Regions from separate parts of the Mus musculus genome. Here region 2 is linked to region 1. A link is a loop called in an ENCODE intact Hi-C map of the cell type or tissue named here. Cell type or tissue: heart. All regions are shown on one strand. Links, peaks and the distances in the headings refer to the core of each region. The heading gives the core; the rest is flanking DNA.

Region 1 (10,065 bases), core at 1,068-9,067:
CCTAGTGTAGCTGCCTCTCAGAGGGAGGTCCATGGACCAGCAGCCTCAACACCACCGAGGTTCACTAAAGGTCCAGTTTCTGGGGCTCGCTTCCAACCCGCTGAGTCAGCCTCCCTTGGGAGGCTGCTATCTTTTTTTAACCAGACTAAAGAACTCTCATTTTTAGGAAGTGTGGGAGCAGGACTCTGTCTCCTCTGAAGAGGTTGCTGTGTGAAGCCAGGAGCTTCACATCCAATGTGGAGCATGTTGAAGACAGTGAGTGGGGCCGAGAGAACTGGACTCTCCCCATGTGACCACAGGCTGTGTTCTCACCTTACTGATTCTAGGAGAGCAGGCAGATGGCATCCTCTGAAGTGTGGGAAGGTGACCCCTAGCCGTGGGGATCAGTCTGACTTGTGGAAGCCAGATTCCAGAGGCTCTGCCAAATGTGGGACTTCTAGCCCTTTGAGGAAGATGGAACCTCATGCCCACTGCAAACTCAGCCCAGGCAGGAACCTGGCATCTAGTCTTCACCTTAGGAAAGGGCCTCAGGGAACTGCCAGGACAGGGTGGCCATTGTGAGAGCGTGGGGTGCATGGAGCCTACGGGGCAAGGTCTCTGTGTTACAGTTCTCCTCAAACCAGGCCTCCCAGGTCCTTCCCCCACGCTCTCACCATCTTCCTGCCATCCCCAGAACTCTGGCTTTCCCAGAGGAAGATGACACCACCGACCAGATGATCCAGCCCTGCACCATTCTCCCTCCCTGGTCCCGTCAGCCCCTCACCACCTCTGAAGCTGTGCTCCATTCTACTGAAGATGAAGATGATCTGAGACCACAGTGAGGATGCTGAGCTGAGGGTCCCTGGCAGGAACCTGTCCTCTACGTGAAGCCCAGATCCCATAACTGCCAACTCCAGTACCACCTCAGAGACCATGGATAAGGCCATGACATACTACCCTCATGATAGAGCCCCATGGGATCTGACCTTCAAATGGTTAACCGGGAAGCCTGTGAGCTGGGTCACCCCCCAGTTCCCAGCAGTCCCCGGCTGCAGTATTGTGGTTTCACGGTCTATGGCTCAGCACAGACACGCTATGAAGATGCTTGGAGCTTCGTGTTTGTCTTAAAAGTTCTCACTTGGCACCTTGCCACTCCCTGGGGGCCTGGGGAGCCTGTAGGGGGATCAGTCAAAGTGCTCACTGCTGGGAGATGCTTGCTGCTGGTGCGCTGCTGGTACACAGAGCCTGGAGGCCCCTGTGTGATGGGGGAGGAGAGTTGGGGGAAACTGGGCCTCAGCGACACCTGCTACCCCTGCATGGATGACTCTGACAATCACATGTTCCACTAAGAACAGAAAACCAGCCCTCTGGGGGTCACCCAGGCTCAATAGACCTGCTGACTTCAAGATGACCTGCCCTACCCATTGTATGGATAAGGCCAGAATCTCCGAGCCTGTCCCTGAAAGGGGCCATGATGACCAGCCAAGGGGAGATCTCCAGAAAAGCATCCACCCTACCCCATTCCACAACTCTCTTCCCTGCACTAAAGCCATTCATTCCCCAGTGCAAATTACACACCTAGTTTCTATGTGGGCTTGTCTCCCTGGGCCCAGTATTGGCTTTCGGCTTCAAATTCTTTTCTCTAATATGTCTGACACCTAGACACATGAATTGTACTTTCTTATTGTCCCTTCAAGAGACAAGGTCAGAGCCGTGATCCTTAACAGGTATGGTCAGCACCCTCTTTGTATAAGGGAAGATGAACGGGGAAGAGCCGGGGAAGCCAGGGTTCTGGCCCAGCAGTTAGGGCCCTATTAGCATCTAGTGGGGGAACTCCCTGGCTCCCAGGAGCCTGCATCAGTAGTCAGCAGGGTCACAGAATGAAGATAGCCATAACTGAGCACTAGATTCTGGTGTAGGATGGAAACCTGTGCTTAGTTCCTGACTCCCAAGTGGTGTGATTTGAGACAGTCACTTGAACTCTCTGAGTCTTGTTTTCCAGTCGATGAGGATAGAAGCTAATGGAGAGCTGTGTGTGGCCATCTTTACTCTGGTATATCAAATAAAAAGGACTGAGCCAGAACAGGGGTCCGGCAAAGGGCGATGGAGACTAAATTAGGGATCGGATCCTTCTCATTCCGATCCACAGTTCAGCAAGGACAGGACGCTCACAGAGTTTTAGCAGCATGCTCCGAGTCACAGTGGATCTGTGCACCATTGGCCTTCTGGGTCACTAGCTCCTATGCCTCAAGGGTTATCCTGCCTCAGCAAAATTCCCCCAGGGAGTCTTGAGAAAGACTGAGTGTCTGAGAGCCACTCTGTCAGGGTGGAACCAGTAAGGACCCAGGAAAAGTTGTGTCCCCTGTCTGACCTGTCACCTGAGGACTGTGTTGAAGACATCCAGTTTCTGGCAGATGGAAGCATCAGTGGCAGGAAACTGATGGAAAGATGCCCTCCGTGGGTCCTAGAAAAATGTGCTGTCCGTGGCTGCCTTGTAAATGAGACCCTGCTTGGATTCTGACATCCATCACTCCCTGCAGACTCGAGCTCTGCCTCCTGGAGGGGGTGAGGGTACTTTTACACTTCTGGATCAGCCACCCTCCTTGCTCTACTTCCTCAGCCTCACATCTGCCCACAAGAGAGGATGCTGGACAATTTTATTTCCCAGCTTCCCAGGGCCTGCGGAAGAGAGACAGGCTCCTCACTGGGTTCTCAACCCAGTCTGTCTTATGTGGTCTCCCCAGCCAGAGGAACTGTAGATTTACCATTTGTCTCGCTCTACAGAAACAAGTGGAGGTCAGAAAAGTCAAGCAACCTTCCCCAAGTCACACAGCATGACAGTTCAAGAGCAGAGATGTAGGGGGTGGGGGCTAAAGAGTTCCGCCTGGTCCTCAGTCCCAAGAGACCTCTGTAGTTGGGGGAGGACATGCTTGGTTGCCCCTCTATCTCCTATCTCTTGGGGAGCCCCATCCGGGCACAGAACCCCATGTGCTTCCTAACCACAACCGCAGCCCCTGGGGGCACAAGGGAAGCAGGCCGCTCATCCTGTAGTGATGGCACCAGCCCTGCCCTGCCCCCACCTTGAGCCAAGTTCTAGGGCAACTCTGACGGTGTGAGAGAGCATCAGGCCATCATGGGGAAGCAGGTAGGGAGAGCCCCAGCCTACCTGAGTCTTTGTTCATGCTCTGCCCTCGCTACAGAGTAGTCACAAAGCCCCTTCCTCGATTGATACATGACCCCATGGACTCCAACCTGGAAAAGGTGTCCTCCTAAAGCAGCAGATGAGGAACGGTCTCTAACACCCATCGGGTGCAGGCCCAGGCCTACATCGACTTCATCCAAAAGAGCGGCTCTTGCCATTCTACACTTGGCAGAGAGGGGAACTGAAGTTCAGTCTGACTAGATAGTACACACAAGGGCTGAGGTGGGAGAGCCACAACCCTGAGAGCTCCCGAGGGTGGGTGGGGGCAGGAAGCTGGGCTACTCTGCTGCTCTGACTCCTTATAGCATCAGAGGATGCCTCCTTGGTGAACCTTTCCCTGACCTTAGGTTAGGTCAGGGCTCTAGACTGGAGTTGTCAGGGACTGTCCTCTCTGGGTTGTTCGCACCGCATGGGTCCATCCAACCACTGTGGACTAGATGGGAGGAAAGGCCCAGCTCAGAGCCCAGCCCTACTCTGGCTCACCCCGCTTGGTGCTGTTAAGATAGGGTGGATGGCCCTCCTCTAGGCGCTGTGACCACCAGGGAGAACATTATGAATACAGAACTAGAGACTGGAGGACGGCAGCAACACTCTTCACCCATCTTTCAGTCTAGACCCAGCAGGGCACGGTGCCAGTGTCTGAGGAGGCTAAGTACCTTGTAAAGGCAGCGGCTTTGGGTAAGTTATGAGACTGTCATTATGCAGTTTAACCTATCAGAGCCTCAGGTCCCCCAAATGTCCGTGGGGACCTGACAAGTCTCAACCAGCTGGCTTTTCCCTCATCCCACTCCTAGCCTCAGCTTCTCTATCAGTAAGCAGGGGACACTGACAGGCTTGGAGATGACTTAAAGGCAGGATAGCTGGGGGGGGGGGGGGGTGGATGGGACCCCCTCAGGGCCATCCCAGGGCCAAAGAAGGGTCACTTCCTTCCGTGCCGGTGGTTGCCAGTCACCTCTGGGTGGCCCCCTGCCTTGGTGCGGTGGCGCCAGGATTTCCTCCGCGGACCTGCGGCTCCCTGCACCCAAGACCTCGCGGGCCCACGGCTGCACGTGCGGCTGCCTCGGCCTAGCTTCTTTTGTGATCCTTCTCCCTCCAGTCGTTTTTCGGTTTCAAGCGCCGCCCTAGCTGGGTCCGGGCGATTCCAGAGCAGAGGCGATGCTCGGTTCCTAGGTCCGCACGGCTGGCAGGGCGGTGTTAGGACCCCGCGGCTCAGAGTCCCAGGGGGCGTGGCCGGGCGGCCGGTGCTATTTAAAAGGCGGGCGCCGCCCCCTCCCGGCCGGCTGGAGCGGCGCTGCAGCGGTCCGGCCTCGGCGGGCCAGACCCCCGGGGTTGCGCGAACGATGCGCGGAGGAGTCAGGCGGCGGCGGCGGCGCTGAGCCAGGTAGGGGCGGCGGTCGGCGGCGGTGCCTAGAGAGCTAGGGCCGGACCCTCCCTCGGCACCCGGGTGTTAGCAGATCTACCTAAGGAAGGGCTCAGATAGGCGTTCCCATTTGACAGCTGGGAAAATCGAGGCAGGAAGCTCTGGGTGTGCCTAGGAGCACACAGCCAAGCAAGCAGATTAGGATTTGAATTCAGGTCTGCCCCAGGCAGACATGGGCTTTCCACACTACCACTATTATCTGGAGGGGATACCCAGAACTCTTTGGGGAGACTTCTTTATGTGTGATAGATAGGAGGGACCCCCCTACCCCACCTCCACCCTGACATTTCACATCACAAGCACATTCCTTTGGGTTAAGGTCTGATTCCCCTGAGATGTAGGATGTCTCTAGAACGGGCTGCCCCTAGTGAGTGATTCACTGCACTGTGAGCCTTGAAGCTGCTCTCCCAGGCCCCCTTTGACAGTAGTCATAACAGACTGAGAGCCCTACCGCTCAGTATACTCCTGGGCCTGGGGCTGTAGGCTCCTGAGTAACTTAGGAAGGAAGTCTTGGCAGTTGCTTTGGAGGCACAGGGGCTGGATTCTGATACCGACTCTTCGATTTACTGTACAAGTGCCTTAGGGTAAGTCATTTCTCTGAATCTCGTGGTCTGGGAGAGAGATCCACAGGGTGCCCGTGGGGTCTGCACTAGTGGAGACCACCCAGCACTAAGGGACTATAGATCTGGCTGAGTCCCAGTTGCAGCACACCTAGGGGCTAAGGATCAGGCACTTTGCCTTCCCAAGCCTCGGTCCTCCAGTCTGTAAATGGGAATTATAGTAATCACCTCACTTGGTGGTTGTGAGAGTTAAAAGACCTGCAGTCAACCTAGGGCTTAGAAAAATTGTAACCTCCTTGCATAGTAGGGGCAGTCTTATTTTTATTATAGGTTTGACTCCACTATCTGTCTGTCCCCCTCTGTCATGCACGCGCGAGCACGCGTGCATGTGCACACACACATACAAGCACATACAGAGATATTCTTTGACACCTCTCCAATCAGAATCCAGCTACCTGCCTGCAGAGCCAGGACCTCTATCCTCAGCATCGTTGGTATCTGAACCATCAGGGAAGGACATGGAAGGGTCCCAGTACTTTCCTGGTCATGCTCCACCTGATCCATGCTAAGCAAGGATAGCCAGTGTTGGAATGGGAACTGGTGTGTCCTGCAGATGAATCACCTAGGCAAGGAGAGATAAAGAATTTGCCCTGAGGACCACACTAGCCAGTGGTGGGGCTTGACAGTGAGCCCTGGGTTTGAATGCCTCTGGTTGTCCCTGGGGGGCTGAGTTCTCACTGCTGCAGATGGGGCACAGCAGGGTGCTTCTTTCCACCATAATTCTGTGGGGACTGTCTCTTCTGGATGTGCAGAGGAAGGAGAGACAGGGTCCCTTTGGGCATCCCTACCTTAACCCCAGGTCCTAACTTGTCCTTATTGCAGCTGAATTTGTGACATCATTCAGCCACTTGTTCCCTGGGAGAAATTTAGTGAGCATATACTTAAGGAATGAAGCAAATGAGAAATGAGAGCGGGAGGGGGGATAGAACACCCAGGAGCCTGAGCAGGAACATTCTGGACCAGGAGGGAGCAGCCAAGCAGAGTCCTTCCCCATCCCCCATCCCCCTCCCCCCCACACACACCCACCACCAGGCAGCAGGGAAGGTACTGAGGTGACTGAGGAGTTTGCTGAGGGGAAGAAGGTGGTAGGTGGAGCTGATGGGAGAGAGGGTGACGTCTGAACGCTACTGGAGATTTCAAAGTGATTTGTAAGATCTGGCATGTGATTTTGAAACGTCACTGGGTGCCATGTATGGGGCAGATTGTCCCGTCCTAGAGGGAAGCAAGAAGGCAAACAGTGGAGTTGGCTGTTGCAGTGAAGGTGGGCGGCTTTGAACCTGCTGGACTAGGGCGGGGAGGGGCCAGGGGGACCTCTCCTCACCTGTATCCCATAGTGGAGACTTGCCTGCTGCTGCGCCATCTGACTTCCCTGTGTCATAAGGTGGGTCCCCACGGGTACTTCCTTTTCAAGAGGTAGGGAATCACAGTGGGGTGTGCTGTGTGCCCCACACTGAGCTGTCCGATGCTCAGCAACTGTGAGAGCCCTGAGAACACAGGGTAACCGTGAGAACCAGAGGAAGCTTCCTAGAGGACAGGGCATCTAAGCTCCACGGGTGAAGAGACATTGAGCTGCAGGGGAGGCAGAGGAAGCCAGGGGTCCAGAGGTCCAAAGGAAGCACAGGTCCGTACATGTGCTCAGGGCTCAGAGACAGAGCGAGGACAATGACAAGTCAGGTGGGAGACAAGAGCTGGCCGAGGGAGGGATGGTTGCCCAGGGCCTGGACATGAAGGCTGGCCCAGGAAGGGATAGCTGCTCAGAGCCTGGAGATGAAGGCCAGGGGCTTTCATTTAGCTCTGAGGATGCTGATGTTAAGCAGGTAGGGACTGCATTTGAACCAAAAGAACAAAATTTCCTGTGAATTCATAGCCTGCAGTGAAAGCGGAGCACTGTGGGGCAGGGCTGGGCTCTGGGGGAGCCAGGAAGGAGAGTTGAAAGGGCCACACTAGCCCCTGCGTGTTTCAGCAAGATAAGCAGCCACGGCATTGAGAGTCATCCCCAGTGGGTTCTGACAGTCAAAAGAGCCGGCACAGGCCTGCAGAGCTCTCCCAAGGCCATCTTTAGAGTGGCAACTCTCATTCCCTTACCCACTGTTGGAGACCTTCAAGTGCAGAGGCGAAGGGCACAGAGTCTACCATGTAGCTGTGTTGTCTTAGCTGTATTTTATAACCTCTCTGAGCCTCGGTGTTGTTTTGGTTTGGCTGTTTGTCTTTTCCCTTCTATAAACTAAGATGTGTAAGGAAACAGAGCTGAGTCCTTGAGCGTCAGGTTTGATGGTGAGGTATGATATGCTGTAACACCTTCATAGAATGTCTGTTGTCCTCAACAAAACCTGACATTTACCCCTGGAAACAACGTCAGAGAGATAACACCTGTGTAAGGTCACACAGCAGATGCCTAGCAGAGATGAGAGGGAGCGAGTGCTATGGTCTCTCCTCGCAAGCACGCTGCCGCCGCCATATCCACGCTTCCGCCGCCATGTCCAGGCTGTAATCTCCCTGTTTCCCAGCATAGAACTAGATGTGAGGTGACATTCAGTATGGGAGGAAGTGAATGCATTAATTAATTAATTAATTAATTAACTAACAGGTTGATCTGTGTTTCCCCAGCACATGGCTCAAGTCCACAGGGATTCACCCCTGCTAAGAGCCTCTGAGGTCCCCATGGGTCCCTGTGCTGGCTGCTTACACTGCAATGGAGCTCTGGACCTGGGCAGCTGTAGCCTTCAGTGAAAGTAGCTGCCTGGCAGCCTGCTGGGGTGGGGCTTCCTGTCAGCACCCGGCCAGCCCCTGACAATGACAAGGTCTAAGAATTCCAACCAAAAGTAAAAGGTCAAAAGGAAGGATTTGTGGAGAATGAAACATTCCATTTGGGGCTAAGGACCTGGGATGGGGGCCTGCCTGGGGCCTGGAGGGAAATTGAGTCAGAGGTTCACTCCCCCACCCAATCCGGCCCTGCCCTAGGGTCCCTCTGTCACCTGAGCACCCCTTCCTAACTGTCTTCTGCCAGGTGACCCTCTTTAGTTTTTTTATTGCATTTTATTTATTGGAAGGGAGGTGTGCATGTGTAGCGGGAAGTTGAAGTCCAGGAGCCAGCTTTCTCCTTCCACCATGTGGGTCCCAGAGTCAAACTCAGGCCTAATGGCAAGAGCCTTTACCCCTGGGCCTTTTCAATGGCCTGAGGTGGGCCTTAGGTAAACGCAAAGCAGACGGTCATACATTGCTTTAAAAGTCTTGCTTCCTCTGAGCAATGACTCAGCTCGCCTTCAAACTTGCAATCCCTGGCCTCCTACCTCAGCCTCTTGAGTTCCAGAATACCACTACTCTCAGCTCCCCTGAGGCCCGCGCACGGCCCACGTGGCTCCCGATTTCTGTCAGGATCCCCGAGGGAGGGCAAGTGGGTGCTGCTGTCGGTGGGGGGAGCCGTGGTCTCAACATTGCTCTCTTCTCTCCACCCTAGGCAGAGCCATGAGCCACCAGATCCTGCTACTCCTGGCCATGCTGACCCTGGGCCTGGCTATCTCTCAGCGTCGAGAGCAAGTGCCCTGTAGGACGGTAAGACACAGTGCAGGCAGAGTGAGGGGTCCCACAGCCCAGTCCAGGTCAAAGGTTAGTGGGGCCAGCAAAGGATAGAGCTTTGCCTCGGTATTTGTCGCGCATACACTAGACAGTTGAGAAGCCTGTCTACCTAACAATCGCATTTGTTCCTATTTTACAGAAGGGGAAGTTTGGAGAGGCCAGGTGACCTAAGCAAGGTTATTCAGTTAGGGACCGTGGGGCCACTGGCCCTCTATTCCCTGTTACAAGTGATTGGTCTTTTGGGACATCCTGGGGGCTACACAAGCTGGAAAGGCTCCGCTGTACTGTTCTTCCCGGGTACATAGCCCTTCCCTGGCTGGGACCCTGAACTTGGACTGCCTGCTAGAATGCTCCTCCCTCATTGCAGCCAGGTCAAAGGCCACCTTGCTCAGGAAACCTCTCCCACCGTTGACTGCTGATTTCTTCTGTTGCTCCTTCCTCTGGCTCTGTGTCCTCCCCCATCTCCATGCTGAGCAGACGGAGGATATGTGCTACTTCATCCATAGCCAAAAACTGTCTTACCCAGCCGACCAAGGGCTCCTAGGGGGCAGAAACCATACAGGCTGAAGACATTGTGACCCTGTGAGGTATAGGGAGAAAAACCCTCTAGGCTAGTGGTTCTCAACCTGTGGGTCTCGACCCCTAAGGGGGTTTAGCTCAGATATCCTGCATATCAGATACTTACATTAGAATTCATAACAATGGCAAAATTACAGTTGTGACGTAACAATGAAATAACTTTCTGGCCAGGGGTCACCACAGCATGAGGAACTGTATTGAAGGGTTACAGGGTTAGGAAGGCTGAGAACCGCTGCTCTAGGAATACTTGCAAAGCAGGACAGGCACACCACCAGCTGCACTTGGGCATAGAATGGACTAACTGTGTAAAGAGGCCAGAAATGCCAGCAGCCATTTCCTGGGGTCTGTGTGCCCTGCTGTGGCCACTAATTCTTTCTTAGAGACATCCTGAGAGTCTCACACCCAGACTAATGAGAGCAAAGACCTCAGATATCACCATATGCCCACAGCCTTGGCGGACTGAGGTCTTAAATGGTGAGGACTCTGGCACCTGTAGACAGAGGGCATGGAGCAGGGGCTCTCTGAGAAGCATGAGATAGGAGAAGACTTTCTGAACTGTCAGAAAGAGCTCTAGACCCAGCTGCAGAAAAGACATGTGACCCTGTGGGCTCCGACAGCAGAAATGACAGAGACAGGATTCAAACCCTGTTCCCCCTGTGCAGTTCACTGCCAGAACCTCTCCTCTTGTG
Region 2 (10,065 bases), core at 1,186-9,185, 51 kb after region 1:
ATCTTGGAAGATCTTAGCAGATATGACCCTTGAGGTATTAAGAGGGTTTGCTAGGTAGCTTACATAAAGAGAAGAATGAGGCCTGGGCAGAGGGAGTTTGAGGGCAGAGACCTAGAGGAATGGTATCAGCTGGAGAGGCTGGAGCACAGCAGCTCTCAGGAGCCAGCAAAACTGTAAGGGCCGCCATGACCACATAGAATAACTAGGTTTTGTCCCAAGGGTAGGGAGCTATGGAAGGGTTTTGAAGAAAGGAGGATCATGGTGAGTCATGGATCCAGTGTGGATACATGTATCCACGGTGAGGAGAGAGAGTGGAGGATGAGATGGGGAGGGGAGAACTGTAGGCACTGAGGGGACACAGTTAGGAAGAGAGCAAGCAAGCAGTAAAGTCTACTGAAAGTGTGGAAGGGAAGGGGAAGGTAGGGGCTGTCAGAGCAGCTTGGGCATTTCAGGGACAGCACCAGAAAGTAGAGAGTAGAACCAGACTCAGCTGACAGGTCTGATGAGGACATCCCAAGCATGGTGATATGGGGGCCTCGTTCTGAGCTCAGCCCTGTCTTGGGAAGATGAACACACAGGTCCTAACAGCAGTGGTTAGAGTGGATAGAAGGTGACTGGCCCCTTCCAGCAAATTGTTGGCTGGGGTGACTTGGACAGAGTAGAACTTGGAAAAGATGCCCAGTGTCAAAAACACAGAAGGACAAACACCTCACAGCCACCACACTGCAGCTATAGGCTGCTCTGTACCTATAATGGCCAAGGGTCTGAGCTTCGCCGGACTCTGCTTTGTGTTCTGTTATGTGTGCACAGTGTGGAAGCCAAATCCGAAGGCCCCCTTCCTTTCTCTCTCTGACTTGCTGACTTGGCTTCCTTCAGTCCTAATGGACCTCAGGCCTTCCCTTCCCCTCCCCGCCCGCCCCTAGCGTCAGCAGCCTCTGCTAATCCACAGCTGGTATTAAGCCGAATGAACTCTCAGCTTGCACGGAGGCCTCAATGTTTGTTCTTTGAACAAATGAACAGACTCCAGTTGCCAAGACCCAGCTTCTGCCCTCCATCCAATCAGTAAGGCCCTGGGGATATGGACCAGTTCTGGGGCTCCCAGATCTCCCACTCCTTGATATCTCTGACAGTTGCCTGAATGTTGGCACGGGAGGTCTTAAAGTCCCTTCAGTTTCGGGAGCAGATCACGGTACATCAAAGCCCCCCTGCTCTGGCTGAACTGGAATGCAGGAGGAAGGCAGCTGGGCAGATGCACTGTGACCTTTTAACCTTCTTTACAGCACACTGGGCACCATCCTATGGTCCCTTCTCACAGGGGCTCAGTGATGAAGGGAGGAGGGGAAAAACATTTGAGAATGCAGATAGAGCCCAGGGAGAGGCTCATATGCCCATGTCACATGCCAAGGTCAGGTCTGGTGCTTACAGGCACTGCTGGCAAACGACCTGAATTCCTTCTGTACCCTGCGTCCTGTCCCAGGGTGAAATGAAGAAGGGAGGTAACTGGACAACCCAAGCAAGCATGGGCGCCATGTCCCCCTGCTGACATTTCTGGACTGCTGCCAGCTCGGGGCCTCTTTTCTCCCTTCTTTTCTCTTTTGTTCCTCAAGCTCCTGTCATGTGGTCTCCTCTGCTCCCTTAGATACACCAGGCTCCCCATCCCAGGGCTTTTATATAATAGAACCGTCCATTGAGAAGGCATGTGCCAAACCCCGACCTCTCCCAGACCCATAGTTAACATTTCTAAATCCATCCACTTTTTCTTTTTTAAAGATGTTTTTATTTATTTCACGAATGTGAGTACACTGCCGCTCTCTTCAGACACACCAAGAAGGAAACAGATTCCATTACAGGTGGTTGTGAGCCACCATGTGGTTGCTGGTAATTGAACTCAGGACACCTCAGGAAGAGCAGTCAGTGCTCTTAAACTCTGAGCCATCTCTCCAGCCTCCCATTTAGCTTTTTAAAATAACCATTTTTTAATTTATAACTCTTATCTATTAAAAGTATGCAATTCAAGATTTTTGTTCCTTCACAATTGAGTAATTGTCACCAACACCAGTTTCAGGATATTACATTACGGTCTCTCTAAGGCTTTGGACTCATCAGCAGCCTCTCTCTGACTAGGGCAGCCACTATCTCTGTCCTTACGGGTTTGTCTATTCTGGACAGGTCATATGAATAGAATCTCAGCATGTGGCCTTATGTGACTGGCTCCTGTCACTTAGTGCTTCTTTTACGTTCCTGTTCTCAAGGTTCATCCACATTGTACTTCAGTCCTTCACTCTATTCCTGGCCAAATAATATTCTGTTCACTCACAGCCAAGTCATGGTTAAAAGACACATTTATATACTAGGTACGAACAAGGATTCAGGCCTGATACCACACGTGTAATCCGGCCACCAGTGGGTAGGCTTCTGAGTCGTTTCCACATCCTAAGTATTGCGAAAATACTGATGAACGTTCATATTGACAAGTTTTTGTGTGGGCATATGTTTTCATTTCTCTTGGGAAAATTCCAAGAAATGAAATTGTGGGGTCATCTGATCATTATGTATAATAATCCTTTGAGGAACTACCAGACCCTACCACAGAGGCTGCACCACATTGCCCAGTAGTAAATTGGGGCTCCAACAGCTACACTTTGGGTTTGTTTGTTTGTTTGTTTGTTTTTGTCTTTGGGCTCTTTGTTTGTTTGTTTTGGGTATGTGTGTGTGTGTGTGTTTGTTTGTTTGTTTGTTTGTTTGTTTTACAGGGTTTCTCGGTATAGCCCTGGCTGTCCTGGAACTCACTCTGTAGACCAGGCTTGCCTCAAACTCAGAAATCCACCTGCTTCTGCCTCCCAACTGCTGGGATTAAAGGCGTGCACCACCACTGCCTGGCAACAGCTACACTTTTGTATCAACACTTTGTTTTAAAATTATGGCCCTTGTAGCCGGTGTGACTAGGGTGGCTGTGGTTTGAGTTGTGTTTGTCTGCTGGCTAGTGATGTCATCTTTCCAGGGCCTTCCTAGCCAGTCATGCAATCTTTAGAGATATAGCTTCTCAGATCTTAAGTGGGTTCTGCAAGAGTTCTTTATGTATTATAGTGACATCTCCTATTGGGCACATGATTTACAAAATTGTTTTCATTCTGTGTGTTCTTGCTTTCCTCTTTTGATGGCTTCATTTGAAGAACAAAAGATTTTCATTGGATGATCTCCAACGTATCTAACTTTCCTTTTGTTACATGCACTGTTGCTACCATGTTTAAGAAACCATACAAAGGCCACAAGGGCTTGAGACAATGTGTTCTCCTAAGAGTCTTACAATGTCAATTCCTACAGACTTTGATACATTTGGAGTTAATTTTTGTACTGGTGTGAGGTGGGAGATTGACTTCATTCTTACCATGTATCCAGAGGCAGCAGCACCCATGTTGGAAAGTCTATGGGGTGAGATTGGTGACTTTGCTGAAAATCAACTGCCCACAAATGTCCTTCCAATTTTAACCCAAGCATTATTTCTGTAGGAACCATGGCCCACATCCTCCATACCCTGACCTCATCATGTCTGGGTTCCCAGTACTTATACTATACAGAAAGTAGAATGGGCATGACTACATATATATACAAACTAACACAGATGATGGGCTATACTATATATTTACAGTTTGTAGATCACTCATCAATAACACCATGGTTAAAAGATATATTTATATACTAAGTGCAAACAAAGTTACAGGCCTGAGCCTGGTATGGGAGGTTCAGATCCAGCTCTGCCAATTTACTAACTGCCTGGCCCTTATGCATAGTGTTTAGGCTATCTGTGCCTCAGTTTCCTCATCTATAAATTGGCGATTTACTTACCTCATAGGGTTGCCATGGTAACATGTAAAGGATATGGCACATGAAGTGATCTATTATTAAGCATGACATTCCATAAGCTTTAAGAGGTAAGAACAAGGACACTTTTGTGTTTGGGTTCCACTGTGTCTCCCTATCCAGTACTGTGCCTGTCACAGGGAGCACACTGGATTAATGAGGGAATAAAGGCATGCATGCAGAAATGAGCCACAGATGGTTCTAATCCCACCCTCCCACTGTCTGGCTTGTGAAGTCTCCGGACCTCTATAAAGAGAGGGTGTTGGAGTCATAGGTGATTTTTCTGTGCTTGGATGCAGAACTCTTAAATTAAGAACTCACTTTGAAAGGCAGATAAGGGGAGCTGCTGTGGGAGATGCACGGCATGTCTAGCATCCTTTCTCCATGAGTACCCCTTTCCCAGAGTCTGCTGGACTGTGTGCAAACCACCAATGCTCCCTCACCCTCAGCAGCCCATGATTCAGAGGCAGCTGACATCTGAGGCTCTTAATTCAAGCCAAATGCTTGTGTCTTGAGGCTTGTGGGAGGTAGAGTGGTACAGTCTAAGGGGGTAAACATCCTCCCACAGGGAAGGAAGGAGGCAGAGTGCCCTAAAACCTCTGCTCCCCACAAACAGAAGAGCCCCTCTGTTCTCAAGCCCTTCATCCTTAGCCCCCGACTCACATCAAGACACTCTGACCACTAGGCTCAGAGTTCTGTTTGCCCACCCATCTGCTAAGCATCTGCCCACGTCACTGAGACACCATCATTCTACCAGGCAGATAATCTGTGGGAGGCCAATGGGTGAATGGGTGATCCAAGGTCATAGCCTAGAAAATGATGGCAGAGAAAAGACTAGACCTCACGCCCAGCCTCTTACCCTAAACCTAACTCCAGCAACAGAATATCAGTGCATCACTTAAATCCAAGAGACCAGGGAGACCAACTCAAGAAGTGCTGACAGTCAGCCATGTCCAGTAGCCCCTAAAGAGAGAAAGGCCAGAAAGGTGTCCCAGGCAAGTTGCTGGGTGCCCGGCTACAGGTAGGGGCAGCCTGAGAGTGGAGTGTTCCAAGTGTTTGAACAGCAATCTCAAGAATGTGAACTTTGGAGTTAGGCAGGTCTGCCCGGGTCATCAACAACCTGTATTGGTCTCAGTTTCTTCAACCAGTGACATAAAACAATAGTGTCCACGCCGCTGAGCTGTTGAGAGGGGGAGGGAATGCAAAGCCTTTAACTTTAGTCTGCCAACCTGGTGCCAACACACAAACACATAGCCTGACTGTCCTTGGTACTGGGGTGCTGACGGTTGAGCCTTTCCCACCCCCCCCAGGTCTTAGAGTTTGCTAAGCTCATCGGTATTGCAAAACACGTTCCTACCAAAGAGGGGGCCAATTAATAACACGGACGGTGGGCAGAGCAGAGCTGGCCTGTGGCATGGCACACTGGGGCAGCTGGTTGACATAGGACTTGGCTGAGATGGCCTCCACTTGAGGACATGAATTTGATTTGTCTAAAAGAACGAACAGAGGCGGGATGATGTTTGATGGACAAAGGCTTCTTGTCTTGTTCTCAGTCCTAGGCTCTGCAACTTATCAGGGCAAAAAAACCAACCCTTGTTGAGCCTGAGTTTCCTCACCTGACAAACAGAAGACAATGAGGGTCTATTCTTCCACCACAGGATGTAGAGAATCTAACTCAGGTCATTGGCTTACATGGTAAGACCTTTTACCTGATGAGTCGTCTCTCCACTGTCCTAGGTCTTTAGAATGTCTGCAAGGTGCTGAGCAAGGCCCTTCCAGCAGGCCCCTGGGAACACTCCTGGAGGCAGGAACTGAGCCAGAAAGAATGGGGATGATGACCCAGATAGAGGGAACAGCTTGAAGAGAACCAGAGGGCCACACATGGCAGTTTGATTTGGGACAGACATATGAGTCCTGGAAGACCAGGCCAACTACAGGATAATTCACAACTTGGAAACCTGCTTGCTCCGTGTCACTTCAAGCGGCAAGGTAACTAGAAGTGATGCTCTGATCCATCGCTCTGCCTTTCCTGGAAAAGATTCTGGATCTATTCTGGGCCCTCCTGTGGGACAGGGTGGGCCAGGAGACTGTCAGCTCTGCTCTTGAACTGTGTTTCCTGACATTCATGAGAGACAGGTTCTCCGATGGCGTAGTTCCCCCTAGCCCCAGTCTCTCTACCCCACAGGAGGGGTGATTGGAGTGGGTGTGACCCACAGCTGGGATTATTCATCAAACAGCCAAAAAAAGCCCCAAGAGACGCCCACAATAGTAATAAAAATAACAATTCCTTAAATGTGTTCCAAAGCATTGGGAGCCAGTTCTGCCGTAATCCGTCTCCCTGTGAGGTCACTAGTCACTCTTCCTCTACGTGGAGGAAACTGAAACACAGGCAGGGAAGTGACTCCCCTGAGGCTGTGTGGGCTGGTCATTCTGAGACAGCATCTTCAACTGTGGGTGGGGGCAGTTAGCAGAGAAGGGGACAGCAGTCCAGTGTGTTAAGGGGACACTTAGGGAGGGGACCACTGCCTAGAGGTATCAACTCTGTGAGCCTTTATTTAAGGTTATATTTGTTTATCTAATATTTATGTATTTGTATGTGGGATGTAGTGGGGGGGGGGGGTGCCGAATCAGAGGACAACTTTCAGGAATTGGATTTTTTTTCTCACTCAACTTGGGTCCCAGAATCAAACTCAGACAGTGAGACTTGAAGGCAAGTGTATTCCTTTCCCTACTGAGAGATCTTGATGGTCCCAGGTTTCCTGTCTTGACAGTTCAAAAGGGCTGGGTTGGGCAAGGCCTCTTCTGCCTTGATTCCCAGGTCCTGAAACAGCAGTAACAGGGGACACTGAAGCCAGGTTAGTAGCAGTTGACAGGCTGGCCAATGGGAGAGACCATTCGCAGCAGGAAGGACAATGTATGCTAAGATGGGACAGTGACATGCAAGGGAGTCACAAGGCTCAGTGGGAAGAGATTTAGTGGAGGTTTATGGGAACAAGAGGGGCTCTGTCTGGGAAGGTAGAGGTGTGTCTCCTGAGAGACTAGGACATACAGTGGGGAGACTAGGGCCCAGGAAGGGGCGCCTGTGTCTGTCTCAGAGTACACTAGGTATGGCCGCCAGATGGGAAGGTATGGCCTTTCCTCCAGTCTTTGAATTATCCTCCATAAGGAGCCCTGGGTAGAAGGCTTCCGGCTCTGGTATAACGATGGGAACTTCCCAAGGAGGTCTGCTTCACAGCGGAGGCTTGTTGGCAGGGCTGCGTCCAGGTCGTGCTGGCACCACCCCTTAAGTCTTCTTTTACTGGGAGGTCGGGACCCTTTTGCCCTGTGAAAGGTAAGGTACGGCTTGCCTGATGTCCTTGTCACATGTATTAGCAGGCTAAAGACACGACAGGGAATACTTCTAGGCCAGGCTCATTCTTGTGCAGCCAGACAATGACTGTCTCTGGACCACTCCCAGACATGGCCAGCCTGCCAAGCCTTCCAGGGGCAGAGGAGACGTGATGACCCCTTCCTGCACGCCTCTGACTAACAGACCCTTGGGTCTTTGAAGTATCACAACACAGCCTGTTGCTAGAGCAACCTGCAGACCTGAGGTTTCTGACACCCCTCACCAGTTGCTCACAGGGAGCCCTCTGGGGCAGTTTTCCCTGGCTCAGCTGGGCTGAGGGGAGCGTTTGTCAGGAGGAGGAGGCAGTTATGTGCATTTTAATGCTGAGGAAAAAGCAGGCAAGCCATTGAGCAAGTGGTCTCTCTCTCTCTCTCTCTCTCTCTCTCTCTCTCTCTCTCTCTCTCCCCCTCCCTCCTCCTTCTCCTCCTCCTCCTCTCCCTCCTCCCTCCCTCCCTCCCTCCCTCCCTCCCTCCCTCCCTCCCTCCCTCCCATATCTTTGGCCCTAAAGACATAGGTTTAAATGAAATGCCCTAAACCACCTGCTCCTCCTTATCTAGGGCATCCCGATCACAGACAGGATATGGCCACCAAGTTGGAGCAATGCCAGGAACAGTATGGGCACCTCCCATGTTCTCCCCAAGCCCTCAGAATCAGGTTCAGAACTTCAGAAGCTGTTCTGAACAGCCACCAAGACACCACGCCCCACCCTTCACAGGCCATCAGTGAGAGGCTGCACCAACACGGCCTGTACTCAGCCCTGCCAACAACCTTCCTCTTGAAGCAGGTCCCCTTGGATGCTCCCATCCCTACACCAGAGAGAGAGCCAAGGGACCTTCCAGGGCTCCTTGTGGGATTGTCTCAAACCCTGGAGGAAGGGCCACACCCATCCCATCCGGCTGCCACATTCCAGTTTGCTCTGAGGTAGATAATCACCTCTTCTGTGGCCCTAGTCTCCCCACTGTACGGCCATAGCGTGCCCAGAGGTGTTTCCTGTCTCCCCAGTCAGCTCCCTCTCTTCAGCCTGGGAAGCAGTGTCTCTCTGGCCCCAGGACTTGCCTCAGAGCCTCCCTCAGGGTTTTCTTTCTGTCAAGGGCTACAGTGTGGCTAACTCAGGCCCTCCTGAGCTGACTGGAGCAGGTCCTGAGCCTCCTGGTCCAGTCTTCATCCAATGATCTCCCAGGTCCTTCAGGATTTTTGGCTTCCTAAATCCCATCTATCTTCTGTGGTCCTAAGGTTCAGCCCAAGCCGGCCTCTCTACCTGGGCCATCTTCCTCCTCTGTTCTGGGCTCAACCTCTGCCTCCAAAAGTGCTCCTAGCTGCCTCATTAGGCCATCTTCAGTTCCTTGCAGGCATCTCTTCAAAGATTTGGAATGCGAAGTCTACCTCAGATCTGCTGCAGAACCAGGGGCCCAGCCTACCACTCGCACCCTCTTTTTCTTCTTTGTTGGGTAAGGGAAGCCCAGGTTGGTCTTGAACTTTCCACCCTCCTGTTGTTGCTGTGTGCTGGGGTGACAATGTGCCCTACCACACATGTCTTAATGCCCAGTTTAATGCTATTACACTTGGAAAAAAAGATACATTTCCAAGAGCCATAGTGTTAGGAGACATGTGTTCACGGGCATGATTTTCAACTCTGGGCGTAGGTAATTTATGAAATTCCTAGGCAAATGGTTGGACCTGGAGGGCATCATCCTGAGTGAGGTAACACAATCACAAAAGAACTCACATGATATGTACTCACTGATAAGTGGATATTAGCCCAGAAACTTAGTGTACCCGAGATATAAGAGACAATTTGTAAAACACATGAAACTGAAGAAGAACGAAGACCAAAGTGTGGACACTTTGCCCCTTCTTAGAAATGGAAGCAATCACCCATGGAAGGAGTTACAGAGACAAAGTTTGGAGCTGCGACAAAAGGATGGACCATCTAGAGACTGCCATATCCAGGGATCCATCCCATAATTAGCCTCCAAACGATGACACCATTGCATACACTAGCAAGTGTTTGCTGAAAGGACCCTGATATAGCTGTCTCTTGTGAGACTAGGCCGGGGCCTAGCAAACACATAAGTGGATGCTCACAGTCAGCTATTGGATGGATCACAGGGCCCCCAATGGAGGAGCTAGAGAAAGTAACTAAGGAGCTAAAGAGATCTGCAACCCTGTAGGTGGAACAACATTATGAACTAACCAGTACCCCGGAGCTCTTGACTCTAGCTGCATATGTATCAAAAGATGGCCTAGTAAGCCATCACTGGAAAGAGAGGCCCATTGGACACGCAATTTGTATATGCCCCAGTACAGGAGAACGCCAGGGCCAAAAAGTGGGAATGGGTGGGTAGGGGATGGGGGGGGAGGGGATGGGGGACTTTTAGGATAGCATTGGAAATGTAATTGAGGAAAATACGTAATAAAAAAATATATAATAAAAAAAGAAGAATGTCAAATTGCCATGATTCCCACTCTGTGAGTAGCAAATATAATCCAATATGTTTCTCTTGAACATGGCTTTAAGCAAAGGAGAAAAACTTGGGAAGCCTGTGAAATCACGTACTTTGGACATCCCAGGAAGCAGAGTTGACTATGGTAGACAGCAGGGTATACCTAGGTAAGGAGTGGAATATTCCATGCTTGAATAGGAATTGAGGTGGAAACTCCTGGTGTGGCTTTTTAATGATGAGCAAAGGAAATGCAAGCAATGTAAATCATACTTCTCAAAAATAAAGATAGCAAGTTAACATTTAAAAAAAATTGTTTTATTCAGCTGAAGTCACGCAGTTGATACTAGACACTTATCAGAAGGCATAGTAATT

What was found. Peaks named below come from ENCODE experiments on the same cell type or tissue, not always from the same donor. Only the 100,000 strongest peaks of a DNase experiment are listed, where the experiment ranks them.
Region 2: it touches region 1 in a loop (3.0-fold over the local background); 7 of 42 quality-filtered maps call a loop at or near these places.

What each region holds. Positions count from the first base shown.
Region 1 is chr7:98,485,536-98,495,600 of GRCm38, forward strand. It overlaps Lrrc32 (leucine rich repeat containing 32), which reads left to right and starts at 4,456. Exons shown (of 3, transcript NM_001113379.2): 1 at 4,456-4,562; 2 at 8,679-8,773. The coding sequence starts at 8,687. Gm38588 (a long non-coding RNA gene) reads left to right here. Exons shown (of 3, transcript XR_869808.1): 3 at 674-686. In heart, for the core only: a CTCF peak has its summit at 4,464 (motif pointing left); DNase peaks (open chromatin) are centred at 3,816, 4,436, 6,466, 7,986 and 7 weaker places; H3K4me3 peaks cover 1,665 bases; H3K27ac peaks cover 3,600 bases; H3K27me3 peaks cover 1,226 bases.
Region 2 is chr7:98,536,817-98,546,881 of GRCm38, forward strand. No RefSeq gene overlaps it. Among named protein-coding and RNA genes, the nearest start is that of Gm23040, 35 kb to the left of the region's middle. In heart, for the core only: no CTCF peak of the experiment used is centred there; DNase peaks (open chromatin) are centred at 1,245, 1,335, 6,165, 8,025 and 1 weaker place; H3K27ac peaks cover 1,781 bases.